Linked DNA regions of Homo sapiens: region 1 is linked to region 2. A link is a loop called in an ENCODE intact Hi-C map of the cell type or tissue named here. Cell type or tissue: mammary epithelial cell. All regions are shown on one strand.

Evidence for each region. A loop is a pair of places that touch in the nucleus more often than their neighbours do. Peaks named below come from ENCODE experiments on the same cell type or tissue, not always from the same donor. Only the 100,000 strongest peaks of a DNase experiment are listed, where the experiment ranks them.
Region 1: a loop joins it to region 2, with 7 times the contacts of the local background. A loop is called at or near these places in 13 of 110 quality-filtered maps.

What each region holds. Positions count from the first base shown.
Region 1 is chr5:151,681,659-151,689,658 of GRCh38, forward strand. It overlaps SPARC (secreted protein acidic and cysteine rich), which reads right to left and starts at 5,257. Exons shown (of 10, transcript NM_003118.4): 1 at 5,207-5,257. CLMAT3 (colorectal liver metastasis associated transcript 3) reads left to right here. Exons shown (of 5, transcript NR_109873.1): 4 at 4,171-4,293; 5 at 4,724-6,252. RefSeq lists enhancers at 2,710-3,539, 4,368-5,197, 5,198-6,025. In mammary epithelial cell, a CTCF peak has its summit at 3,123; DNase peaks (open chromatin) are centred at 1,463, 3,533 and 5,333; H3K4me3 peaks cover 2,496 bases; H3K27ac peaks cover 3,707 bases.
Region 2 is chr5:151,737,598-151,745,597 of GRCh38, forward strand. It overlaps ATOX1 (antioxidant 1 copper chaperone), which reads right to left. Exons shown (of 4, transcript NM_004045.4): 4 at 5,225-5,362. Among named protein-coding and RNA genes, the nearest start is that of ATOX1-AS1, 11 kb to the right of the region's middle. RefSeq lists silencers at 2,551-2,845, 3,011-3,305, 3,071-3,365 and enhancers at 3,104-3,647, 3,105-3,154, 7,251-8,000. In mammary epithelial cell, CTCF peaks have their summits at 3,235 (motif pointing left), 5,411 (motif pointing left) and 7,876; DNase peaks (open chromatin) are centred at 3,484, 3,584, 4,244, 7,864 and 3 weaker places; H3K27ac peaks cover 4,974 bases.

The DNA.
Region 1 (8,000 bases), 56 kb before region 2:
AGGAGGGTAGATCACCTGAGGTCAGCAGTTCGAGACCAGCCTGGCCAACATGATGAAACCCCGTCTCTACTAAAAATACAAAAAATTAGCCGGGCATGGTGGCGGGCGCCTAAAATCCCAGCAACTCGGGAGGCTGAGGCAGGAGAGTCACTTGAACCTGGGAGGCAGAGGTTGCAGTGAGCCAAGATTGTGCCATTGCACTCTCGCCTGGGCAACAAGAGTGAAACTCCCTCTCAAAAAAATCCACAAAAAAGAAAAGCAGATAAAAGTGGAGTGGAGCTGAGGAGTGGGAGTCCTACACACAGGGACATTCCCTAAGATACCTTGGAACATCTGTACTTTCTCCTAGGAACACAATATGGAACCCTTAGGCAAGGTGGTCCTTTAGGTTCTTTTCAGCTCTGATTTTCCGGATCAACTTGGGCAGAAGCTTTTTAGAGCCTTACCTCTCTCCACTTGCCCCTTGACTCCCTGCTTCCACTTCTATTTCCTGCTGGAAGGAAAGACGCTAAAGGAAACTTTTAAGGTGTGGTAGCTAAAACTTAGGACTGGAGAGCTTCTGGGGCAACTCAGAGGTGGCTCCAGAGTTTGGGGCTGGAATCAGCCCGAGATTCCATAAAGACATCTGAGATGCCACATTTCACTGTGGCTAGCAGAGGCTGGGGTGGAGCTTCAGGCTTCATCCTTGGCTCCCTCTAGGGCACCGCTGCTGCATTGTGGTGACCACAAATGAAAGGATGAGAAATAACATCAAAGTGTCCAGGCTATTGCATCTGGAAAAGCCTCCGAGATCCCAAAGATAGCAAATATGTGGCATATGTGACAAACACGTGGCCTCCACCTACCCCTCCTGCACATGTGGCAGACATTACTAATCAATCGCTTGACCTCTTCTCCTAAAGCTTAGAGAGTCATCAGAATCCTGAACACAGTTCTTCTGACAGCCACTACCGATGAATTAGTGATGTTGTCAGGCCACATGAAACCTCTGTGTGCTGCCTCTTATTGTAGAGGTAGAGAAATTGAGGCTTAGAGAAGGAAAATACCTCACTGGAGGTCACACGGCAAGCTGGTGTCTAAGCCAAATTTCCAGATGTTCAAAAACATCCAGATGTTTGCTTTGCTTTTTTTATCTGATAGGTCTGAAATCCTAATGCCATGACTAACATCAAGATGACCCAGAGTGATCCCCAGATGAGAGAAGTTAATACCAAGTTTCTGAAAGAAACCAGCTCTGACAACAATTGTTGTCTATGTTCATGTTTTCCTTGCAGACATAAAGTTCTATAGCTTGATGGGTGAGAGCAGAGATGATTTCCTGTCTAAGCTGCCAGTTGAGGAGAGGCTGTTTCTCTAAATAATTCCGTCAAGTCACTACTTGCTGGCCCTGGCCCTGCACAGCCCAGCTGTCCCTGGGTTCAGGATTGAGGTTGGGAGGGAGGGAGGGAGGGAGGGAGGCATCAGGGTCTGTGCTGTAGAAACAAGGTCCTCAGGGTTGCTGAAAGCTCAAGGCTGGTTTTCCCTTCTCTCCTTTGAAACTGACGTTTGGGAGGGAGCCAGCTAGAAGCAAGGGAGCAGCCGCCTACAGGCACATCATGCAGGGCCTTTGGGCCTAATGACAAAGCCACGTGGGCTGGAATAGGCATTGCAGGCCAGCCAACGGGAGAGACAAAGTGCTGCTCACCACTTAGTATCCATGGGGCTTGTGTGCATAAGTGTGTTTCCAAACTGAACAAATGGGGATTGGGGGGGAAGGCAAGGTGAATATCAAAATGGCTCCAAACACGTGGAAGTTTGGCTCAGACGCCAGCTTGCTATGTGACCTCCAGTGAGTTATTTTCTCTTCCTGAGCCTCAGTTTCTCTCTCTCTGAGACATAGAGGTGGTTGGTGATAAATGTAGGTTACACGTCTGTCTCATTGTCATGATCCATATTATGTTTGACTGTGCATATGTTTGACTGTGCACATCCATCCATGTGTGGCTGCAAGTGGCGGTGTGTGTTTGTATACCTGATGGCATGTCTGTGTAAGTTACATACAGCCTGACTTAGCATCTGTCTGTTTCAGCCTGTAATAGGCGAGGGTCAGAATTTTCACATTCATTGAGATATATTCCTGGAACTTGTCTGTAAATCATTGTCATCCAGGAAGAGGTGTGTGAGTGAATGACTTTCTGTGTCTGCTCCTGTAATGAGGCACTTATTTTTAGCTGAGCCAGTGGGTGCCTGTTGATGAAATCGATGTTTATACTCTTCATCCCTATGGGTTTGTACCTGTCCCTGTTTATCTCTGCATATTTATCTACCTACATAAACAACTTCAAAAGCCAAATATTCTACTGTTTACCTCACATCCTCAGCTCTTTCCTTTCCTTCACCATTCTTTCTTATTTATAGCTTGTTTTCAGCAAGGAAAGCTGCTCTCATGAATAGCAAACCCCAGCCACACTGTTGATTGACAAATCTCTACAGATGGATAAGGATTACAGCATGATGGTTATGCAACTCAAGATCCCCTAGCCCATCTTTTCTTGTTTTCTTTTCAACTGGGGGTGCAGTAAGGCGGTGTTAAAAATGCAGGCAAGCTATTCCTTTGAATAAAAGCGGTATCTGGGATTTAGGTTTATAGGACTTCAGAGTTAGAAGGGTGCCTGGGAAATCATCTAGCTTAGAAACTCTATTTAACAGTTTGGGAAACTGCAGCCTCAAGAGAGGAAGTGTCTTTCCCAATGTCAGGCACTGGGAGTTAGAACACACTTTTTTTTTTTTTTTTCACCCTTGGCCAATGCTTTTCCTACATAGAGGGCACAACAGTCTTGGGAAATACACAAGAAGTTCCCCAAATCAAAATGAAGATAAACAATATTATGATTTTAAAATTTTTCCTGTCAGTACTTCTAGTAAAGGAAAGTTCTATACAAACCCCAAGATGATGGAGCTGCCAGGAAAAAAAAAAAAAAAAAAAGCTGAGAATGATTTCACTAGGTCTTTGGATGCCTTTAATCCATCAGTTCTAAAACCCTTTGCATTATGAGGGAATGCCACAATTCGCAAAGTGCTTCCCTGTGCATTATCCCATTTCTTCTACACACTATCTACCCCCTAGAGGTGGCTGCTGTTACTGTTCTTTAACTGTAGAGGGAATGGGGCCCAGAAAGAAGTATTAGTTCAAGGTCAAATGGTACCTTCAGGGCACAGCCAGAGCTAAAACCCAGGTCTTCAAACACCCTTGCAAGGAGATTATCATGGCCCAAGGCTTCCCCGGAATCCTGAGAGATCACAAGGGCAGGGCCTAGAATTTGCTGCAGGCCTTGAATTTGGGGGTGGGGTACGTTCAGACTGATGTTCTTAGAGGGTTTCAAGGGTCCCCTCCAGCCAGCAGGCAGAGACCCTGAAAAAAAGGTTACCGTGGCAACTCGCATTCCTCGGAGAGTGAGTCAGGCAGAGAAGAGCCTTCTGGTGGGTGGGACTTGGAGAAAGTTTCAAAAGTTGATTCCTTCTCCAGGCAACCCCCTTCTTCTCCTCCCTCCCCCTCTTTGCTCTAGGCTATGTCGATGTGGCAGCTGATAGCTGAGAGTTAACTCTCTCTTTCCTCAACCACTCCCTTTTCAGAAGGCTTCATCCTCCAGCAAATACACACATTTGTTACCAGTCCTCACTCCATCCCCACGTCATGCCCTCTAATCCATTTGAGAATATCTTAAAGCTGAAAGCTGTGACCACCCATATTCATCCTCTCTCTCTCTCTCTCTCCCTCTCTCTCTCACACACACACACACACACACACACACACACACACAGTGCATACAATTTTTAGGGGCTTAGAGATGGCTTGAGGCCCATTCAAAGACCACTCCATAGACCCTGGTTAAGAAATCTTCCTTTGAATATTTTAGAGGACACAAAGCACCCCAAAGAGCCTTCAGTTTCAGCCTTCTTTCATTACAGATGGGGCACTAAATCCAGGGGAGACACTTACCTAAGATCACACATAAAATGCATGCCCGAAGCCTGTGTCCTACTTCTGCTTTGCTTCTCACTAAACCACCAGCACTTGGGGCGTATAGAAATTTAACTCTAAAGCATTACTAGAGAAAACATTTTCTCTAATGAAAAAAATGCTGTCCTTTCCTGAGGAAAATGCATGCCTCTCTGTTCCCTTTTGGGCAGACTGGGAATCCTGGAAGACATAACTCATCCCAGTGCCCCCCTTCCCTTGGAGTCCTTGGAGTCCCTTTCCCTAAGGAAGTCCACTTGACAGCCAGTTCACGGAGCCAGTGGCGGCGAAGAAAGGTAGTGGATTTGTCTGAAGAAGAACTGACACCCTGACAGGCTGGACACTAGTCTTGGGTGGATTACGGAAGGGGACCCTGGAATTCTCTCCCTCTTCCCTTCCCCCTTTCCCCCTTCTGAGAATATCTCCCCCAGCACACTCCACCTCCCATTACACCCATGTCTTGGTTGACGATATCTGATGTCTGGGTTTTCAGATCTAGATAAACTAAGGGCTACTGCCTGTGTTTACCATCCCAAGGAACTCAGGACAGGAACAACACCTAACCCAAGACTGAGGTTGTGATGGTGCCATTTCAGGCAGAATGGTGCTGAAATTTGTGTATTGGGGGGACGGAAGGTGGTGTTTGGGAGTGAGGAGAATTAGAGGAAAACAGAAGGCTTCCCAGAGGTGTGGATTAATGGTGAAGCCTCCCCCTTTGCCTTTCAGAGATCAACTGATTGTTCGTGCAAAGTCCCTTTTGGAAAACAGAACCCCTGACCGAGATCTGGAGGACAGACTCCGGTTGCTGGCCAGGTCCCTGTGGCAGCTGTGATGGGATCAGATTCCCAGGAAAGGAGGAGGCTGCCACATTTGCAAAGGGAGCAAAGAGGACAGGCAGGCAGCCTCTGAAACCAGAGACAGACACAGAGAAAAACAGAGAGTGAGAAAATGCTCCCCCGAAGACATAGTGAGATTATTTTCTGTAAACCTGTAAGGGAAGACAAAGTTACACAGTGAGTCCACCTTCTGAAAAGCAACAGGCAGACAGGACCGAGGGCCATGCTCTTAAGGGGAGCCGTGATGGAGCCGGGAGGAGAGGCGCATCCTCAGCAGAGCTTCCCTCCCTTGCACACGAGCTGACGGCGTGAACGGGGGTGTCGGGGTTGGTGCAACTATAGAAGGGAAAGGCTGGGCGGGGGTCACACATACCTCAGTGGCAGGCAGGCAGGCGGCAGGCAGAGCGCGCTCTCCGGGCAGTCTGAAGGACCGCGGGAATGTGGAGGGGTTTAGAGACAGGCAACAGGAAACCACTCAGAGCTCTGGGCTGGGTCTATCTCCCCTCCACCCCGTGGTCCCTCCTCCTCCTGTCTCCTCCTTCCCCCGGCCTCCTCCTTCTCCCATAGCCAAAGCTGTCTCTGTCTTTCATTTCTTTCCTCCTCTTTTTGCGGTGGGCTGTCCTGACCAAACGTCCCAACCCTGCCTGCCTCATCTGTTCCGGGGCTGCTGCCTAAACCGACTCACAGAGTGCCAGGGCTGGACAGGCCTGGAGGGATGACCCAGAACAGCCTCTTTCTTGTTCAGAGGGCAAGTGAGGCCTGGAGACTGCAAGGAATTACCCAATGGCCCCCAGGGGCAGAACCAGGCCCAAGTGTCTTGATCTTCTAACCAGTGAGCTTTACAGGAGTCCTCCCTAATATTAGGCAATGCTGAGAAGGGCCAAGCAATTCAAGGGGGTTGTATTTGCCACAAAGGCAAGGCCAGGACTTACCACTGTACAGACAAGACAAGCTGCTACTAGTGGTATCATCCTTGATGATTTGGAACTGGTCTTAAAAAAAAAAATCCCACTCAAACTCCACTTGTACCACTAATAGACACATAAGGGATTAGACATCTAGCTGGTGGACCTGTGCCACCAGTATTGAACAGATAAGGTAATTGATGATATTGATGATAATCATAGGAGTAACAATAGCCAAAGTTTACTGAGGATTTAATAATCTTCACAGCAACCCCTTATCTTAGGCATTGTAATTATGACCATTTTAATAATAAGGAAACATAGATGCTAAGTAACTTGCCTATGATCACCTGGCAAAAAGTGGTATGAGAGGGCTGATTCTACGTTTCAACTTGGGTCACTCCTGTTATATATGAACTGCTCAGTGCAACAGGTCTTGGTTGAATGTTTATTTTGTGCCTAACACTCTGGGAGGTATGAGAATTAATAAATACCTGGTCCTTGTCCTCAAAAAGTTTTGTGGTTTCCGGTTTTTTTGTTTGTTTGTTTTGTTTTGTTTTGAGACAGAGTCTCACTCACTCTGTCGCCCAGGCTGGAGTGCAGTGGTATGATTTCGGCTCACTGCAACCTCTGCCTCCCGGGTTCAAGCAATTATCGCGCCTCAGCCTCCAGAGTAGCTGGGATTACAGGCGCACATGCCACAACACCCAGCTAATTTATTGTATTTTTAGTAGAAATGGGGTTTCAACATGTTGCCCAGGCTGGTCTCGAACTCCTGAGCTTGGGCAATCCGAATGCCTTGGCTTCCCAAAGTGCTAGGATTACAGGCGTGAGCCACCGCACCCAGCTTAGCTTTGTGGTTTCTTAAATTCTTTTTTAATTTTTTTAGACGAGTTAAGTGCAGAACTGAGAAGGGAAAAAAAGTACAAGGAATTCAATCTGTGACTGTGAACAATCAATCGAGATAACTCACTATTCAAGGAGCTTTGGATCTTGCTGAAAGGTTGTGCCTTACACATACACCCACTTACATGAGTGGTACAGACTCTAAGGCTTATCCCAGGGCTTCAGATTGGTGGATTCCTGAAAGAGGTGGACCTGGAAGCATGGGTTGGGTTTGAATACCATGGAAAGGAAGAAGGCAGAGAACACCCTCATGATACACTTCCATCCGCTGTGGCCCCTGTCTCTCTTGCCATTCTCTCCTCCTACCACTGTCCTCTGTGCCCACGCTGCTCCAGCCATGCCAACTTCCTTCCAGTCCTTCAACTACCCCAAAGCTTCTCCCACCCCAGGATTTTTTTTTTTTTTTTGAGACAGACTCTCACTTTGTTGCCCAGGCTGGAGGGCTGTGGCGCAATCTCAACTCACTGCAACCTCCACCTCCTGGGTTCAAGTGATTCTGCTGCCTCAGCCTCTCAAGAAGCTGGGATTACAGGCATGCACCACCACACCAGGCTAATTTTTGTATTTTTAGTAGAGACAGGGTTTCACCATGTTGGCCAGACTGGTCTCGAACTCCTGACCACAAGTGATCCGCCCGCCTTGGCCTCTCTAAGTGTTGGGATTACAAGTCTGAGCCACCATGCCCAGTATCTTTGCATTTGCTCTTACCTCTGCCAGAGACACTCTTCCACCTGATTTTCCTGTGCCTATTCTAATGTCACCTCCTTAGGGCCACTCAATCTACTTGCCTCTCTCACAGGCACAGTTCATCGCCTTACACTGTTTTATTTCCTCCCCATCACCTGTCATTCTCAGAAACCATTTGTTTCCCCAACTAGACAGAAGCTTGGTGAGAGCAGGGACTTCACATGTCTGTTTACTGCTTTGTTCCCAGCATGTTGACCAGTGCCCCACACAAAGCTGGCTTGCAATATTTTATTCAATAAATATATGAACTTCCGACTTGCCCATCTGAAAAAAGAGAGGGTTGTCTTTTACTAGGGTTCCAGCCTGGAACACTGCCCCACACCCAAGAGACCCTCAAACCACTAAAGTGGAATATAAAAGTTAGGGTGTTTGGTCCTTTTGAGAACCTAAAGGAAGCAATGAACTTTCTCTGCAGAAAAATCCACAAACACCCAAGAAGGAGTCTTCTCCAAATGACCCCCAAGGGCCGGGTGCAGTAGTATGTTCCTGGAGTCCCAGCTACTCTGAGGCTGAAGCAGGAGGATTGCTTAAGGCCAGAAGCCTGAGACTAGCCTCGGTGACAGAGCAAGATGCTGTCTGTAATAATAATAAAATAATAATAATAATAAT
Region 2 (8,000 bases):
GCAGAGCCAGCATTCTTATGCAACATACAGCCTACTTCTAGGCATCCGGGGATTTAGATCCTTGGAGCCCATGATAAACAGACCAATGGGAGGTGACATCCTTATTTTTAGAGGCTTTGATTTTATTGCAAGGCCCTAGTCAGCAGTCATGAGATTTACCTAGGGACATGAAGACTTTCCTTCTCCGAAGAAGCAGATTAGAAAACTTGTCTTCTTAAACTAAGTGGCCACAGCCCTTAAAGACATGGAAATCTAAAAGAAGCTCTGATGGGCACTCCCAAGAAATTACAGACTTGGGTCTTTTAGAGACTGGCACTAATTAAAGGCGAAAGTCATGGAGAGGGCGGTGACCTGAACAACCATTCACCTCCCACATGGCACAATCTTGAGGTTCCATTTTACTTTTCTTAATCTGCCAGGGTTGAAAGAATCTAGATCTGAAATTTTTCAGACTTCAGTTTTCAAACTTCAAGTCGTATAATTGTGACTTTTTGGCCAAACAGAAAGTTTTATTTGTGGAATGTCATTATCAAGAATGAGGCACATGAAGATCTTTAATTCTCACCATGGTCAGAGTACTGTTATGACCTCCATTTTCCAGATAAGGAAACTGAGTTGCACAAAAGAATCAGGAACTTTCCCAAGGTCACACAGTTTTTAAGTGGTGAAGGAATTTAAATCCGGATCTGCTGAAGTCCAGAACGTGGCTTAGTACCACTGGGGCTGTAGGAGGAAGCCCAGTAGATAAAACTGTGAGTTGGGCCAGGCACAGTGGCTCACGTCTGTAATCCCAGCACTTCGGGAGGCCAAGGAGGGATGATCACTTGAACCCAGGAGTTCAAGGCTGCAGTGAGCCGTAATTGCACCACTGCATTCCAGCCTGGGCCAAAGAGCAAGGCCCCATCTCTAAAAAATAAAAACAAATTAAAAGATACAAATAAAATGATGAGTTAAGCTGCCTCGGTTTGGGTTTGGGTGTGTTGGTTTCGAAGAGGCCAGCTCATTGAGACTTCCCCTTGTGCCCTGTAGGGCCCTTGGAAAGCTTGATAGCACCAGAGCAGTTAAAAAAACTGGAAACAAATGTCCTTCAACAGAGGAATGAATCACACCTTCTGGTATATTCATTCAACGGAATACTTACTACTCAGTGATAAAAAGATAACATTTCAAAATAATTATGCTGAATGAAAAAGCTAGACAAAAATGGAGCATACCGTGTGATTGCATCTATATAAAACTCTAGAAAATGCAAACTAATCAATAGTGACAGTAAGCAGATCAGTGCTTACTTGGGGGCAAGGAGAGGGTGGGAGGGATTACCAAGAGGTGCCAGGAAACTTTTTAGGTGATTAATATGGTCACTATCTTGATTGTGGTGATGGTTTCATGAGTGTGTGTGTGTGTGTGTGTGTGTGTTAGATATGTATGTATCTTAATTATACACTTTATTCTTTAGGTAGGAGATAGCAAAAAAAAAGTTTACACTTTAAATATGTGCAGTTTATTGAATGAAATTACACCTCAAAAAAGCAGTTAAAAAAAAACTTCAGCTGGGTGTGGTGGCTCATGCCTGTAATCCCAATACTTTGGGAGGCTGAGGTGGGCAGATCGCTTGATCACATGAGTTTGAGACCAGCCTGGGCAACATGGTGAAACCTCGTCTCTAAATATATATATATATATAAATTAGTTGGGCATGGTGGTGTGTGCCTGTGGTCCCAGCTACTTGGGAGGCTAAGGTGGGAGGATTGCTTGAGCCCGGGAGGCGGAGATTGCAGTGAATGGAGATTGTGCCACTGCATTCCAGCCTGAGTAACAGAGACCCTGTCTCAGAAAAAGAAAAACAACAACAATAACACACACACACACACACACACACACACACACACCCCACTTCAAAATTCAAAAGATTTGCTCAAGCTCACTCAGCACGCTGATGGGGAGCCAGGCCAGGCCAGAGCTCCCCCTGTGGCTCACACCACTGTGAGGAAGGAAGCCTCCCCCACATACAGCCCCCAGGCTTCACCCTGTACTGAGGGCCAGGTGGTTTCTCTCCAGTCATGGTAATGTGGGTACTGGACAAGCCCGGGCTCTGGCCACCAGGCAAATGGGTAGGTCAACAAGGCAAAGTTGGTGGGAGCTTCACCCCATCAAGCCCAGAAACAAGGGCTGGTTACTGGGAACACCCTAGGGTAGGCTGTACTCACAACCAGGAATCTTTGACAAAAATATAAACCTGCTAGAAAGATTAGAAGAGACAATCTCTTCCTTTGTCAAATTATCTGGACCAACACCTACTGAGCATCTACCATGTGTGAGGGTCTGTCCTAGCTCACTATCTTATGCAGTCTAGGTAAGGATGGAATGAGATAAATGCAAGGGCATGACACACTAAATAGGCATCCCCCAAATAGTAGCCATTACTCATCTATCAAATATCCCCTAAGTCCTTGCTCTGTGTGCAGAGGGAACAGATACTTGGGCTGATCCTCGAGGCCAGGAAAGATACGTGGACAGAAAGCTTTGCCACAACACTGAAATTTGTGTGATAAATGCTTTGAGGGCCAAGAGGAGAAATAAATTACTTCCAGCTGTGGAGAGGTTTCATGGAGGCTGTGGTATGCAAGGGAGGGAAAGGAATTTGTATATGGAGACAAGGGAGGCTGGTGGAGGAGATCATTCCGCTTACAGGGGGCAGGCAGCATGAATAAAAGCAAGGCACCTGAGGAGCGGGCTGGCTGGCTGCAGCGAGGAGTGAGAAAGCCTGGAAGGGTGGGCTGGGGCCAAGTGCACAGGGAAGCCTCGGAGAAATACGTGGCCACGTCTGCTCCCCACCCCCACCCCTGCAGAAGCCTGAGCTCCGCTGTGTGATTCATTCATTCCGTGGACAGCCAGCTGGGCTGATGGCAGGCGTGGGAGCTTCCCTAATGCCTCTGTGGCCTTGGAAGAACAGAGCCAAGTGCCTCAGCTAGAAACTTGGATTTCAGCTGGGGGTGGTGGTATAGAGAGAACTCAAAGGAAATGAACCCCTCTGAGAAGCACTCACTCTAAGAGACACCAGTGTCTCAACTCTTGGGCGTTCCCAGTGGGCCAGCCAGACCTCCTAGGGCAACTGAAAATGGAAAAAATCCTCAAGTTTGTTCTCTCAGAGCCCAGAGAAACTTTTTTTTAGAAGAAACTGTCTTAAACGTCTCTGTGGATGGTCAAGTCCAGGAGACACTGCCATCTGGTGGTCAAGAAACACATTTACCTGGTGGGCTGGGAAGGAGTCCCTGCACCCCGGAGGGGCCACGAAGGCAGAAATGGCCCTGAGATTTGTTTAGTACTTTCATAATGGGATAGAAAGGGATGGAAATTATGCTTGCAACCAGTTTAGAGTTGAAATAAAGTGTTATTTCTGGCTACTCAGTTCCCCGAGGTGCAGCAATTATGCATTGGGCAGATGAGGAAACTGTCCATGAGATAGATGAGGTGGCTGCTTCCATGTCTGAGCTGGTCAAATGCAGAGCCAGATCTTATTCCAGTCTCCAGCAGCCCTGGGTCCCCAGTAAGTGCCCAATAAATGGCTAAAGTGGTGATTCTCAACATGTGACCCCCAAGAGCCTTTCAGAAGGCACATGAGGTTCAATTTAAAAGCTTCTGTAAGATGCCTTTTCCTCCTTAACAATTGTACGGTAAAGTTTTCTAGAGTCTAAAGGAATGCAGTGACTTCATCTAGTCCTAATGACTAATGGGATGTGTGCCTGGGTATTTTTGTTTTAAAAATTCCTGTTTTAATTTCTAATGTAGTATAACCCACATAACCAAAACTGTTTGATAATAATTTTTAAATTTTTTTTGAGACAGAGTTTCACTCTTTCACCCAGGCTGCAGTGAAGTGGTGCAATCTTGGCTCACTGCAACCTCCACCCCCCGGGTTCAAGCGATTCTCCTGCCTCAGCCTCCCGAGTACATGGGATTACAGGCATGTGCCACCACGCCCGACTAACTTTTGTATTTTTAGTAGAGACGGGGTTTCACCATGTTGGCCAGGCTGGTCCCAAACTCTTGACTTCAGGTAATCCACCTGCCTCGGCCTCCCAAAGTGCTAGGATTACAGACGTGAGCCACTGCACCCAGCCGAGATCCTCAAAAATTTTTAAGAGTATATAAGATCTACTCAGGAGGCTGAAGCAGGAGGATTACTTGATCCCGGAAGTTAGAGGTTACAGTGAGCTATGATCATGCCACTGCATTCCAACCTGACTAGTCTCAGCCTGACTTAGCCTGACTGGAATTCAAATGGCCATTTTGACAGATTTTTGACTAATGAAATATTTTAAAAATGAGTGGCAGCCAGGTGCAGTGGCTCATGCCTGTAATCCCAGAACTTTCGGAGGCTGAGGCAGGTGGATCACCTGAGGGCAGGAGTTCAAGCCCCTTTGGGAGGCCAAGGCAGGAGGATTGCTTGAGCTCAGCAGTTCAAGACCAACCTGGGCAACATAGCAAAACCCCATTTCTAGAAAAAAACTAAAAAAAAAACAAGGTTAACTGGGCATGATGACATGTGCCTGTAGTGCCAGCTACTTGGGAGGCTAAGGTGGGAGTATTGCTTGAGCCCGGGAGGTCAAAACTGCAGTGAGCCCTGATTGCGCCACTGCACTCCAGCCTGGGTGACAGAGTGAAACCCCATCTCAAAACAAACAAACAAAAAGCCAAAAATGAATCACTAATATTTTCTGAGTGATTTTTTAACCAGCAATCACTGCTGTAATTAATTTACATGTTTCATTTCATTTAATCCCCACAACCACCATTTGCAGTAGATGCTATCATCACATTTTGTCTGTGGACACTGAGAGGTTAAGTGGCCCAGCTAGGAGGTACTGGAGCTTGAACTCTATCCCAGGCAGTTTGTCTCCACAGCCTCTTCCTACTATTCCACTTGCTTAACATTTGATAATCTCTTGTGCAATTCACTTGATAGACAAATTTTTTCAAAATATAGAGTCTATGAAACTGGTGAAAAGAAAGGGGATCACTGTTCTGGGTCAATGCCTCCACTTTATAGGTGAGGAAAAAATGAGGCCCAGAGAGGGGAAGTGATTTGCTAAAGATCACACAGCAAAGAATCAGAATCTACAGGGTGTCTGACTCCCAGGTGGGAACTCTCAAAACTCCAACCCAAGTAAGCATAACCACCTACATGTGAGCAAGCAACACCAAGACCAGGCAAGACAACATCTCCAACAAAAGCAGCTTGATTTTATTGCAGGGAAGCTAGGAAGGAATAGGACAACTGAGGGTCTCCGCAGGAACACCATCACCCGGCATGACTGCCAAGTCCCAGGTCTGTCTGGAAGCCAGCGGGAGGATCAGCATCCTAGGAAAGATGGAAAGTTAGATGGAACAAAGGTGCCATCTGGTGTGGACATAGCGACATTGCAAAGGCAATAAATGCACTAAGAGACAGGGGTGACGCAGGGGTGCACTAAGAGTCTTGCACTAAAAGGCAGGGGTGAGGTGGAAAACGCAGGGTGCAGATGCAGGAGCAGGACTAGAGCCCCAGTGTCCAGCCCTGCACACTGCTCCCATGAAGTCTGTTATACTTAGGTTGGCTGGAACGCATTAACCTTGCTAAGCCAATCACTGCCAAAGCCCTCTTCTGGGGAATTTCCAGGGCTGCCAGGATACCCAGTCAACAGCACTCTCTATCCTGTTACAGGTTGGAAAGGCAATGAACAAAATCATGGCAAATAAATCTGCCAAGAGTCAGATGATCAAGGTGACTTCAAAACCAATAAACACTCTATCTTTGAGGTTCCCAAGCCTGGCTTCAAATCAGTCACTGAGGAGCCTCTTAAAACAGACTTCAAAGACATGCTGCCTGAGCATGTGGACTAAAGCTGGCTTATTGGGTGATTCTTACTGAGTACTGTGCATCTGAATTTCCAGGAGCCTTTCCAAACAATACATGGTTACTGAAATATGTACAGGTAAGATTGCATGATGTCTAGAATTTGCTTCAAAATAATCTGGGCAGGAGGGAGTGGGCATGATGTCTAGAATTTGCTTCAAAATAATCTGGGTGTTTCATCACCCAGATGAAACAATGAGGACAGTGGAGTTTCTAATCCAAGATGTGTGCATTAGGGCTCCCCCACATGGATACAGATAGCTCCAGAAGAGTTTTTTTCCTTCTCTTCCTTAATTCCTTCTTGTCACAGAGCACTTTTATCAAAAAATAACAGGCCTTGGTGAAATAAATACTAACTGTTGGATCTGAGTGACGGGTACTTGGGGATTCATTCTATTACTCTACTTACACATGTTTGAAACTTCCTATCATAAAAAATCTAAAGTAGATTAAAAGTACCATGAAAATTATTAAGTATTGGAAGGAATGATTTACAACACATGCTATGACTTGAATGAATCTTGAAAACATTATGCTACATGGAAAAAGGCAGACACAAAAAGGTCACATATAATGTAATTCTTTTTATATGACATGTCCAGGGTAGGCAAATCCAGAGTAGCAGAAAGCAAATTAGTGGCTGCCAGGGGATGGAGAGATGGGTAGTGGGGAGTGACTTCTTAATGGATACAGGGTGTGTTTCTGAGATGATGAAAAAATTTTGAAACTAGAGAGAGATGGTGGTCATACAACATTGTGAACACACCAAATGCCACTAAATGATAGACTTTAACCCATTTATGCCTAGTGTTCCATTATTGGAACGCTAAGCTTGCAGGAGTTATTTATATCCTACTGTTCAAGGTCATCACCAAGGTTTGATTTTTCACATAAAAAACTTTGCAATATTCAGCATAAATGGGTTAAAATAGTTATTATGTCTTGTGAATTTCATCTCAATAAAATAACATGAGAAAACATGTTTTCTATGAGAAAAACACATTAAGCTACACATGGTTTACATCCAACAGATATTACTTTTTTAGTTAAAAAAGTTCGTATGCCCAGGCCTGGAGTTTCTAATCCAAGATGTGTGCATTAGGGCTCCCCATGTATATAGCTAGTTCAGGAAGAGTATTTTTTTCCTTCTCTGCCTCCATTCCTTCTTGTTACAGAGCGTTTTTATAAAATACAGTCTTACGGGAAGCCCAATATGACACAGGACCGTTTGGGAGCTATGGAGGGTCCAAAGCCCCATCCACTCACCCTCCCTACAAAACCCTAGGGGTGGAGGAATGATGTAAGAAACACTGTTCTTCAACATGCTGGAAACCGCTGATGTTTTACTTCCCTAGAGGATAAACTTTCATATGTGGAGAGATTGCACAGCAGTCCCCACAAGGCAGGAAAGCAGGTTGGAGGTTTTAGCCCCATTTTACCGATGGGAAGACCAAATCTCTGTAATGTAAAAAGTCCCCAAAGTCAGTGTGAAATGAGGAAAGTTGGAATTAGAATCCTAGATTCCTCATTATTCATCCTGGGTTCATTCCTGAATATGGGTTCTATCTATGGATGGAAAGTGCATGACGAAAACAGATGCATCTGACATCTTGTAACTTGCATGTGATGTTACCACATACACAGAACACTGCTATGACTCAGGTTCCAAATGTATGCCTTTGGGAAGGAGGCTATCCTCAAAGAGGACCTACCAGTCAGTGTGGCTAGCCTCTGTCCAGGGGGTCTCTGTGGGCCCATTCACAGGGACAATGCCACCAGTAACAGTTACAGAACTCCGATTCAGGATATCTGACTTTCTTCCTGCCTCTGCTACTCACCAGGGTGGGACTCTGGTTGAATCACTTCCCCTCTCTTGGCCTCATTTTTCTCAGTCACGTCAGGGCACCAAACCACATCAGAGGTGTGGCGATCATTGTAATTCACGAGTCAAATGCACTACATGGGCAGTGGCAGCCAGGAGTGCCCTGCTGAGACTGTGGCTGGATCAATGAGTAAGGTCTGCCTGGTTCCAGAGCGAAGAGTGCTGGCACAGTGCCCCTTACTGCATCACTGGATTACATAAAAGTGAAGGGAACATCTAGCT